2 separate regions of the Homo sapiens genome follow, and region 1 is linked to region 2. Evidence: chromatin contacts called from ENCODE Hi-C or POLR2A ChIA-PET data. All regions are on one chromosome and are shown on one strand. The core of a region is the stretch at or near the end of the contact, and the rest is flanking DNA. Distances in the headings are between cores, read along the strand shown. Region 1 overlaps CLYBL (citramalyl-CoA lyase). Region 2 overlaps CLYBL (citramalyl-CoA lyase).

Region 1 (5,308 bases), core at 2,597-5,096, 160 kb after region 2:
AACACATCAGACTTTGTTTAGAGACCTTGAAAACATCAACAAACTATCAAATGACCCACCTGAAATAAAATAGCAACCACTTTGGAAGCATCAAAATCATACTTTAAAAAAAATCCTTAAAACAGTAAGACTAAAGAAAGGAAAAAGGAAATCTATTTCCGTAACAAAGACCCCAAATTCTTATGTTTAATATACTTGGAGCATCCTTATTATTACTCTGATTATATCATCTTCAACCTATGGGTTTTCAAAATAAAAAAGTTATATTAAAATGGAATCACTTCCATGTGCATATGCAAAAAGGGATAAAAAAATAAATATACAGGTTTAAAAAGACATTTAGAGTGAATAACTCGTCTGACAGAATAACAACAGTTAATTTTGCAACAGAATAGAAAAATGTTTTGATCTCAGTTTTTCAAGAAGTAGGAAAACAATCTGTTACAAAAAAGAAGCTGTTTGATTGTACCCTCATGTCTAACTAAAAAAACTAGAGTAACTACAGTAAGAGTAAAAAGTTCTAATTCATGGTTTAAGGGAATTACAATTTTCTGGAAATTCTTCTACTTTTTTTTCTCTTTTACTTTGCTTTGCTTTAGGGATTAAGACTATTCAAAGTAAAGAGTATTATGCTTAAAATTAAGGAGACCAAATAACTTGGTAATCAACATTTAACAATCAATATTGTTAAAGAAGAAATTATTTTGTTTGAATTTTTCGGTGTAAATGTGTTTTGTCAAAAATTTTTTTCAATTAAAATAGCATATTTTTAATGGGATGGTCTACTAAAATCACTAAAATTGACACTTAACTATTTTTTCATTTAAAGTGAAAAACCCAAAATATATTGCAAGAAATTTGTAGCAACATTTTTTAAAAACAATTTTTTTGGACACTGCATCTGAAATCTAATGATGGAAAAAATCGGAAGCATTCTAGATGTGACTTCAAGTACTGATTTTTCAACACACTGCAACACACATTTCCACATGTTAATTTTAAATATCCTTGCCTGTGATTGAAAGAAACAATTATTCAATACTCTTACAAGTACTGGTAAGGAAAATTTTAAAACCATGAGAAATTACAATAGAATCAAATTATGTAGACGGGATACATAGCTTTTAGAACAGAGCAAAGAATTCTAGGGAATATTTAAATATGTTGAGTCCTTTGAGTGTGGCTGTTTGTTGGTGGCCATTGGTGGGTTAGAATTGGGGGAGTTAGTGAATCAAAGACTAGAGAGACTATTCGCAAACACAGACGTTAATATGAGAACACAGGAGTATAAACTTAATGGGTAGATGCAGGGGCAACTCTAAATGCATCCCTGCATTGAACACAATACAGAGATTGTGTTCTCAACAGGTCAAAGGACCAATGAGCAAACGCTGGTACAAGGCTTGGGGACTTGGGGCAACAGAGTCCATGAAAGCATCAATCACCACACGTTTTTAAAAGTGGAAACCGAGGCAGTTACCCTGAAGGATGACCGACAGAGGAATAATATTTGGCTACCACTGTTCAATTGCCTTTCCCAAACACAATGCTTTGCTTGTTTCTCCGGCTTCCTGCAATCTTTCATGTTTTAGATACACACATTTCAATCCAAGTATTTCAGTTGCCATAACAACTTCATAAATTTGTTCTCAGATGTCCTTTTTAATCACATCATTTAAAACAAGCTGGATGTGTCGCTGGAGTGCCTCAATTTATTCCATTCGCACCTAGCTCCTAAGGAGTCTGGTATTTGTTTCTTTTTCTCTAAGAAGCTCAAACACCTGAAAATAACATCGCTATCTCCTCTCTGTCTCCACAGGCAAGGGAAGTTTTTTTAAAAATGCGTGTGTGGCCTTATTATTAAGTTTTTTAAATCCAGGTGATATTATGCCCAGAAATCGCCCCCTGGTTCACAGAAGAGAGACTGCTAACGCCACCCAGGTCTGTACAGGAGGCCCCTGCCCAGAGAATGCTGCTTTATTTCCACATATCAATTATTTATGCCGCCAAACAGGTTTTTGATAGAATCCTAGTGGTTTTAATTGGCTTCTGGTGACTATTACTATATAATACCTTTAAAATATCATCTACCTTATGATGGGAAAATAAAACTATGCCAATATGTAAGTTTCAACGGCATGCATTAATTTTTAAACTACTCCCGGATGTTTTAGGATTTCCTGCCAATAAAGAATAGGGCATAGTATTCCTGGCATCATTAAATAAATGACTTTTGCCAACATCAACAAGCAAACAATAGAAAACAGGACTCCACCAACAAATGAAAAGGGGGTGTCAAAAAATTCAAGCCTGGCTTTTTGCATATGTAGTGAAACTGAAGGCACTTCCCCAGCAAGTATTGAAATGCACAGATAAGAACACAAAAGGCCTTGAAGTGGTTTGAAGGGTCGCAATTTGCTATTAAACACAGCAGATGGAAACCTGTGAAAGCCCACTTAACGGAACTTTTGAATGCTCCTGTGTGAAATCAAGAGTCATGCACAAGTTAGGGCAATCACTGATTCTACAGTTTTTTAAATTGCACTCTCAGTTTGTTAGAGGAGAAATACACACACACACGCATATATATACATATATATATATACACACACACACACATAGCTTAGAGGATGATTTAGAAGAGGAATACTAATCCCCTCTCTGTCAGAAATTAAAATGCAAGGGTGAATAGCATGCAACTAAGTACCAGCAAAGAGTAAATATTGGTTATGTTTAGGAAAGAGCATAAAAACAGATGTGATATAAAGTTAGACCTTTCACTTCAAAAAATACTAAGCAACTAGTTCTTTGCCCCTGGGGGAAAAATCTCTTTTAATTATGTAAAAAGTGAAGAGACGGTAGTAGGATTCTTTACCTTTGAATACTAAATTAGGAAACAGCAGCATCAAAGGCAGGCTTGATCTGTTTTGCCTGAAAAATTAATAGGCTTTACAAGTCCTTTGCAATGGAGTCTAGGATTGCATAAAAAAAGAGGCTCTGGTGACACCAACAGTCCCAGGAACAAAATGCAGCTGTGGAGGCGGGTTGGGGGTTGGGAGAGGGTTTTTGTTGTTTGGTTTTGGGGGATTTTTTTTACTTTTCTTTAATCAAAATGGATAAACCCGGCTGCCGAAACTCCGCAGAGAACCTGCTCTGCCCGAGGCTTCCTCCCCACCCCACCTCCTTGTTCCTGTCCACACCCCGCCCCGCTGCCTGTGGCCGAGGCCTGTCGCCGGGCTGGAGGGCCTAGCTACCCCAACTCCGCGGTTTCAAAGCGCAGAGAGTTGAAAGGAGGGGAGGCCGGCGTGGGGGAGAGGGACACAGGAGGAAAGGCCTCAGTCAGAGTCCCCGGCAGCCTCGGGGTTTCGCGATGGTTCCCTCCTGGTCCCTCCTGGAAGTGGGAGGCGGACCCTGCGCTTTGCAGCAGAAACTTTCTGGGAGCCTGGAAGACTTGTCACCCAGTCCGCGGTCTCTCCAGCAGTGGGAGGAGCGCTGAAGGTGGTGATTACTATCGACAAACCTAAAATTCTTTCTCTTGAGAGCTCCCACACTATTCACCCCGAGTGGGCCTGCGGATGAAGCTGCTGGTGCCAAAAAGGGTAGGAGGGGGCGCCATGGCAGTCCCCTGCCGGCGGCCCCTTATGAAACCGGGCCGGTTGCTCTGCAGAGCGCACGCAGGCGGCCTTCTGCTCGCACATCGAACTGGCATCCTCGTCTTTTGTCCATGACGTCCCTGTGCCCCACTGCTGCAGCCGAGAGGGACCGCGGCACCAGCGGGCAGGGAGGGCTGGCGCGCCCCGCCAGGTCAATAGCAGGAAACTCCGAAGGCAGGGCGAGGAAGGCACGGGCTTGGGTTCTGCCCCGGACTGCGAGGAAACATGGAGACTCAGGGCGAGCAGCTCCTAAGGAAGCCGACTTGGCTTCTGTTCCTGGGAAAAGCGGATCAAGAAACTCGCTGAAGACCACTATTTACAGATGAGCCACAGCAGAGCTGCTTAATTCACTCAATAACAAACCTTAATTGCTCAAAACAAAGCAGCTAAGTCTCTTTAGAGTGCTTCAAAGGCCCTTCACATTGTAACTTGCAGTATAAAATGTATGCAATATTTCCAAAAAAGAAAAAAAATTCAGAATCAAGGATAAAGTTAGAACTTTACCTTAATCTTCTTTTAAAGAGTTTTTTTCCCCATCTCCCCCTCTAATTAGGTCAAAATTTAGATGTTATTATGATCTAACTACAATCTGTTTATTTTACTGCCTTTTTAAAAGAAAAGAGACATTTGTGCCTTAATCCTAAAAAGCCCCAAATCTGAATTTAAAAGAATAACATTATTGGACAATTATATGGAAAGTCAAGAAAGATTTTTGAAAGAACTATCAAAAGACAATATTTATATAGAATTCAAGCATTAGCGGTGAGCCTGACACAGCAAAACCATTGTATTTTCCACTAGTTTTGTTTTGCTCTATACAGCTGTGTTTTCACAGATGCAAAGCCATGTGTCTCCACCAAAAGGTTTAGCCCTCCCTTCAGATGTGAATGCGGATCAAAGGTTCAAACGCAGAAATACAAGATCCTTTTCCCTTTGGAACATGTTTTTATTTTTCTGCAGTGGCTGCAAACCAGAATTTCCATCTGTTGTCCTTCTGCAGTATACAGGTTAACCTTAACAGTGGGGCTCGGAGCACTGTTATCTCAGCTAAGAAGTGCACAGATGAAGCACGTCTGCATGTACCATCAGAGCAGCTCCCCAAGATGTCCACGCAGCTAAGACAGAATTGAACCAGGCAGGAGCAGAATCCATTTTAGTTGACATATAGAAATTAATTTTCATTTCTGTGCAACATCAGAACGGATGATGAATTTAAGATGGGGTTTTGCTTTCACACCACATGCACCTTGGTAAAGATAACATCAACCATGATTTCCTGTCTGTCCCTCCTCCTTCCTAGAGCCAGCAGTATGCAATAAGACATTTTGCATTTGAATCTCAGCTTGCTGAAAATTCTCTAACAACAGAAAATGATTTGATAAAACAACTCATTAATTTTAAGTATCTTACAATTTACCAACCCATAATTTTGAATGGAAATTTTAAAAAAATTTGTTACCTATTAATCCTTTTAATAACTCATCCTCTCAATTTCCATTTCTTTATCAAACATACCCTCAGAGTGACTGAGAGAGAAACAGGTTTCTCTATTACCTACTCTAAACATGGATTTACTGCCATGTAAACATTGGCTTAGGAGAACAGTAAAAATGCGGCAATGCAGCTAACAAGGTGGGAGGCTTTGAAGGTATTTC
Region 2 (5,249 bases), core at 2,161-4,660:
TGGGCTAAGCCAGACCTGTGAGAGCTGGGGAGAAGAGGAGAGCTTTGACCACATATATGTAGTATCTTGGTGTGCCTTGCAACACGCATCAAAATTCCTTGGCTATGCCCTTCACAGACAGCAAAAAGCCTAATTTTCCATCAAAAGAAAAACAAAGAAAAGAAAATTAAGTGTATATTTATCCAATAACAGGAGCAATTTTTGATAAATTGTGACACATCTGTTCATTGGTGTAGTCACAGAATAATGTGAATTAAACCAACTAAATGCCAGGCACGGTTAGGTGCTGGGCATCCAAAGATGAGTACATTAAGTTCCTGATCTTATGATGCTCAAAGCCAAGTCGAGGATACCGATAAATATAGACATCCCTCAGTACCAAAAATCTAACCCATTCCTGAAAATGGTAAGTTTGGATAGTGGGAGCCTGTATTCCATTATTAGGAATAGGACCAAGATTACTGTGTTCCCAGCCCATCCGGAAACCCCAATCAATTCCCTCAAATAATATTAGAAAGCTTAATTGCTTCCACCAAGCAGTTTCTACATCACATAAAGTATTTCTACATCATATAAAGCATTTAAAACACAAATCACCTAATTATTTAACATGGAATGGGCACTCATTGCATTTTGTACACTATAAGATACTGTACAGTAGTAGACACAATTTATGTTTTCCTTCTCTGCCATATTAAACATGTATGGTAATGTACATAAACAATGAAACAACATGCTAAGGATCCTTCTTGGAAGACATTTTCACTTAATAACACAGGATGGACGCTCACGATAATGCACACATTTAAACAACACATGGTGCCATCCCGACCGGAGAACAGCTGAGCTCCTTCCGCTCCTCTAATCTGAGTTCACACGAAACCTAAATGTTTTTCCCAGCACACACATGCAAATTGTCAGAATTTTGATCCAGATGGTGAATTCTGGGTTAAATATTTCTGCAAATTGTTAGAGTGACTACTCCAACGGTGAGAATGTAGATGGTGCAATATTAATCTTGTCCTAAGATTGAGACTGTGAAGCAACATGACAATGATCCCTGCAGAGGGTTACAGGACCAAAGGAGAAAACAAAACTGTCTCAGACAAATACAGCTAGGTAGACATTCTTTGGGTGGGGGTGGGGAGTCGGGGGGAGGTAGGCAAACAGAGTATATGGAAGCAGTCCATTGATTGCTGGGCTGTTACTATGGTAAGTTTCTGAGTGATTGTTTCACTCTTGTTTGTGCAATAAAGACAAAAATTTTTAAATATGAGCATGTACAAAAACAATGGATGCAAATATAAGTGTGAGTGCACGGGAGTGCAGGACCCCCTCACTGCCCCCTAGACACTCCTCAGTGCCTGGGCGGACCGTGTGCAATGTTCACCTTAAAGCCCAGGTGCCTTGCCACCTGACAAGGCAAACTGCCCTTTGACCTCTGAGCTCATGCAGAAGTGTCAGCTCCCTCATCCTATGCTAAGAAACAGACACAGCAGCCTCCGCGAGACACAGCATAGATGGGACAACAGATGGAGAGGGCCCGACACTTGGGGAAAATCACCTGGGTGAGGTCTGCTTTAGGGAAGCTGGGATTCTCTGCAACCAGCAGCCACTGAGTGCAAATGTCCAACTTTATAGGTATAAATCCGTGATGGTTAATTTTATGTGTCAACTTGGCTGGGCTAAGGAATGCCCAGATCACTGGTAAAACATTCCTAGGTATACCTGTGAGGGTGTTTTTGGGAGACATTAGCATTCGAATCAATAGACTAAGTAAAAAAGATCTGCCCTCACCAAGGTGGGCAGGCATCATCCAATCTGTTGAGGGCTTAAATAGAATAAAAAGGTGAGTAGAATGCAAAGGACAAATTCTCGCTCTTCCTGAGTTGGGGCATCTATCTTTTCCTGACTTCAGAGCTCCTGGCTGCGGGGCCTTCAGATCTGGAGACTTACATATGTGGCCTCCCTGGTTCTCAGGCTTTTGGATTCAGATGAATCACACCACCTGCTTTTCTAGGTCTTCCGTTTGCAGACAGCAGATCGCAGAACTTTCCAGCCTCCCTAACCACGTTAGCCAATTCCCATAATAAATCCCCTCTTATATATCTATATATATCCTATTGGTTCTGTCCCCCAGACAACCCTGACAAATATTATATATATATATATATATATATATATATATATATATATATATATATATATAAATTTTTTCCCAGTGATAATACAAGTACTTTGCTCTGTATAGTAGGTGACTGAGGGTCTATTAATTTTTTTTTTGAGACAGGGTTTCACTGTCACCCAGACTGGAGTGCAGTGGCATAATCATAGTTAACTGTAGCCTCAAATTCCTGGGCTCCAGTGATCCTCCTGCCTCAGCCTCCCCAGAAGCTGGAACTACAGGCATGTGCTACCATACCTGGCTAATTTTTTAAAAAATTTTCTTTTGTAGAGATATTATGTTGACCAGGCTGGTTTCAAACTCCTGGCCTCAAGCGATTCTCCCGCCTCAGCCTCCCAAAGTGCTGGAATTACAGGTGTGAGCCACCACGCCTGGCCTATTAAATTTGTGTAATTTAAATTATACCTTGGAAACGTAAGGCACTCAATATATAAAAGTCCCCTTGTAGAGAATTTTTTTGTCTTGATAAGTTGGATTTTCTCAAAGCAGGATATAACAGCAACATCTCACACTTGTTTTAGACAATTACAGTGCATCAGCTTGATGGAATATTAAGCAGTCATTAACATTTATAATTATGAAGACTGTGGAGATGCGGAAAAATGCTTCTGGTGTGCTAAGTGAAAAAGAGCTAATGTAAAATTATATTTAAACTGTTACTGCAACTAAGTACAAACGCCCAGGGAAGGGCTGGAAAAGAACATGGAATAAGGAAAGCTTTTTTACACACACCACATTTCAATCTCAAGTGGATTAAGTGAAGCTTTGTAAAAAGCAAATCCTACATCACAGCTATAGAAACAGAAGAGGTTAAAATGACTTCGCAACACATTTCAGCTCCAGCAGTATGAGTTGTTGTAACAGAGAAACCCCACAATTAAAGAGGATTAGCATAATAGTAGTGCCTTTCCTGTTCATGTCGAATCTGATCAGTGGCAGTGTGGCAGTGTGTGTCCGTGTGTGTGTGTGTGTGTGTGTGTGTGTGTGTGTGTGTTTTCTGCTCCATGTGATCTTCAGGGGTCCTGGCTGCCAGTGGCTTTATCATCTTTAACCCGTAACTCCCACAGTCTTTCTCTATTAACAATCAACCCGAGGACGGAGAAAGAACACAGAGAGTGAAAAGTTTTGTGGGCAGGAGCTAGAAGTAGTAAACATCCTTTCTACTCACATGCTATCAGCCAAAGTGTAATCCTAAGGTGACAGATAACTGCAGAGGAGGGGTGGAAGTAGATCTGTGTGCCAGGAGGAAGAGGAAATGGGTTCTGGTAACCAGCTGACTGATCTCTGCCACATAAGTTCTCATATCTGATCAGAAATAGGGCAAGAATTGGAATCCAGGTCTTTCCTTTTTTTTTTCTCCCTTCCTCCTTCCCTCACTTCTTCCGTCACTTCTTCCCTCCCTCCCTTCCTTCCTTCCTTCTCTTCCTTCCTTCCTTTTGAGACAAGTTCTCACTCTGTCACCCAGGCTGAGTGCAGTGGTGTGATCACAGCTTACTGCAGCCTTGACCTCCCAGGCTCAAGCGATCCTCCTGCCTCAGACTCCCATGTAGCTAAGACTAGAGGTGTGTGCCACCACGCCCGACTAATTTTAAAATTTTTTTGTAGATATGGGGTTTCACCATGTTGCTGAGACTGGTCTTAAACTCCTGGGTTCAAGCAATCCTCCTGCCTTGGCCTCCCGAAGTGCTAGGATTATAGGCATGAGCCACCATGTCCTGCCCAGTGGTTTTTCTTTACTTTAGCTCAGTGCTTTTCTTTTTTCTTTTCTTTTTTTTTTTTTTTTTTTGAGACAGAGTCTCGCTCTGTTGCCCAGGCTGGAGTGCAGTGGCGCCGTCTCTGCTCACTGCAAGCTCTGCCTCCCGGGTTCACGCCATTCTCCTGCCTCAGCCTCCTGAGTAGCTGGGACTACAGGCACCTGCCACCACGCCCGGCTAAGTTTTTGTATTTTTAGTAGAGACGGGGTTTCGTGTTAGCCAGGATGGTCTCAATCTCCTGACCTCGTGATCCGCCCGCCTCGGCCTCCCAAAGTGCTGGGATTACAGGCGTGAGCCACTGCACCCGGCCAGTGCTTAAGTTTTCACATCTTCTCTCTCTTAATCACTTTCCCTCTCCTCCACTCTCCTCCCCTCTCCTTTCGTCTCCTCTCCTCTCGTCTCCTTTCCTCTCCTTTCTCTCTCTCTCATACACACATTAAAGCTAAAGATATATATGTTGAAATCTAAACAGGAGAGTTGTTCTACATCTAAGGACACCCAATTACAATCTAGTCTTCTTTTGAGGAAACACACTACGATCTCAATGAAAATCATTCCTGGGGAAAGAAAGTTAGCAGGGATAAAACCTGGTGATGGAACAAGAGAATCTGGCTAAGAGCTGAATCGGCTGAGAAAGAAGGAGTGAAAGCCTACATAATTACATGGCCTTCACTCACATTTCCGGGGTCATTCGCATCTTTGTCAGGCATTATCCCATGGTTGATGGGTAGCAGGAAGTAAAACCCTATCCGCAGCGCACGTTCAGGCTCCCCACCACTTCCATGAAGCCCCAGCCTGAAGGCACTAGAAAACAGTTGGCATATTTATCTTCTTGGGAGCCTTAGTCCATGTGGGCTTCTATAACAAAATACCATAGACTGGGTGGCTTATAAACAATAAAAATTTCTTTCTCACAGTTCTGGAGGCTGGGAAGTCCAAGATCAAGGCACTGGCAAATTCGGTGTTTGGTGAGGACTTGCTTCCTGGTTCATAGATGGAACTTTCTCACTGTGTCCACCCAGGGCCCAAGGGGCAAGGGAGCTCTGAGGAGCCTCTTTCATATGGGCGCTAGTCCAGTTCATGTGGGCTCCATCTCATGACCTAATCACTCCTCAAAGGCCCCACTTCCAAATACCATCACATTGAGGTTTCAACACATGAATTTGAGGGTGACACATACATTCAGGTCATAGCAGGGCCCATTTTACGAGGCTACTGCCTCATTCTTGGGGTTCTAAGACACTTGCTTGTTTTCAGAGCAATTTCACTGTGCTCCTGACCAGCAAAAGTAAGGGCACAGTCATTGAGAG

Evidence for each region. Hi-C counts contacts between places; a loop is a spot of excess contacts on that map. ChIA-PET counts read pairs that join two places held with the same protein, here RNA polymerase II (POLR2A). Pooled maps may share reads with other maps.
Region 1: a loop to region 2 is called in a map of CD4-positive, alpha-beta T cell, with 2.2 times the contacts of the local background. The contact joins two enhancer-like sites. A Hi-C loop is called at or near these places in 3 of 168 maps with a recorded cell type or tissue (CD4-positive, alpha-beta T cell, CD4-positive, alpha-beta memory T cell and naive thymus-derived CD4-positive, alpha-beta T cell), 1 of 37 single-sample maps with no recorded cell type and 10 of 50 pooled maps. POLR2A ChIA-PET finds 5 or more read pairs at or near these places in 8 of 52 experiments (CD4-positive, alpha-beta T cell, CD4-positive, alpha-beta memory T cell, CD8-positive, alpha-beta T cell and 5 more).

Annotation. Positions count from the first base shown.
Region 1 is chr13:99,656,514-99,661,821 of GRCh38, reverse strand. The region is part of intron 1 of CLYBL (citramalyl-CoA lyase); the gene reads right to left. Among named protein-coding and RNA genes, the nearest start is that of MIR4306, 16 kb to the right of the region's middle. RefSeq lists enhancers at 1-419, 2,064-2,579, 3,460-3,509, 3,520-3,609. Within about 2 kb of position 3,846, at least 29 of the 41 ENCODE cell types and tissues checked have a DNase peak (open chromatin) inside an H3K27ac peak, as active enhancers do; they include CD4-positive, alpha-beta T cell and CD8-positive, alpha-beta T cell, where a contact is called at or near this core.
Region 2 is chr13:99,816,377-99,821,625 of GRCh38, reverse strand. All of the region lies in intron 2 of CLYBL (citramalyl-CoA lyase), which reads right to left. The region is part of intron 1 of CLYBL-AS3 (CLYBL antisense RNA 3); the gene reads left to right. Among named protein-coding and RNA genes, the nearest start is that of CLYBL-AS1, 90 kb to the right of the region's middle. RefSeq lists a silencer at 3,598-3,768. Within about 2 kb of position 3,410, at least 3 of the 41 ENCODE cell types and tissues checked have a DNase peak (open chromatin) inside an H3K27ac peak, as active enhancers do; they include CD4-positive, alpha-beta T cell and CD8-positive, alpha-beta T cell, where a contact is called at or near this core.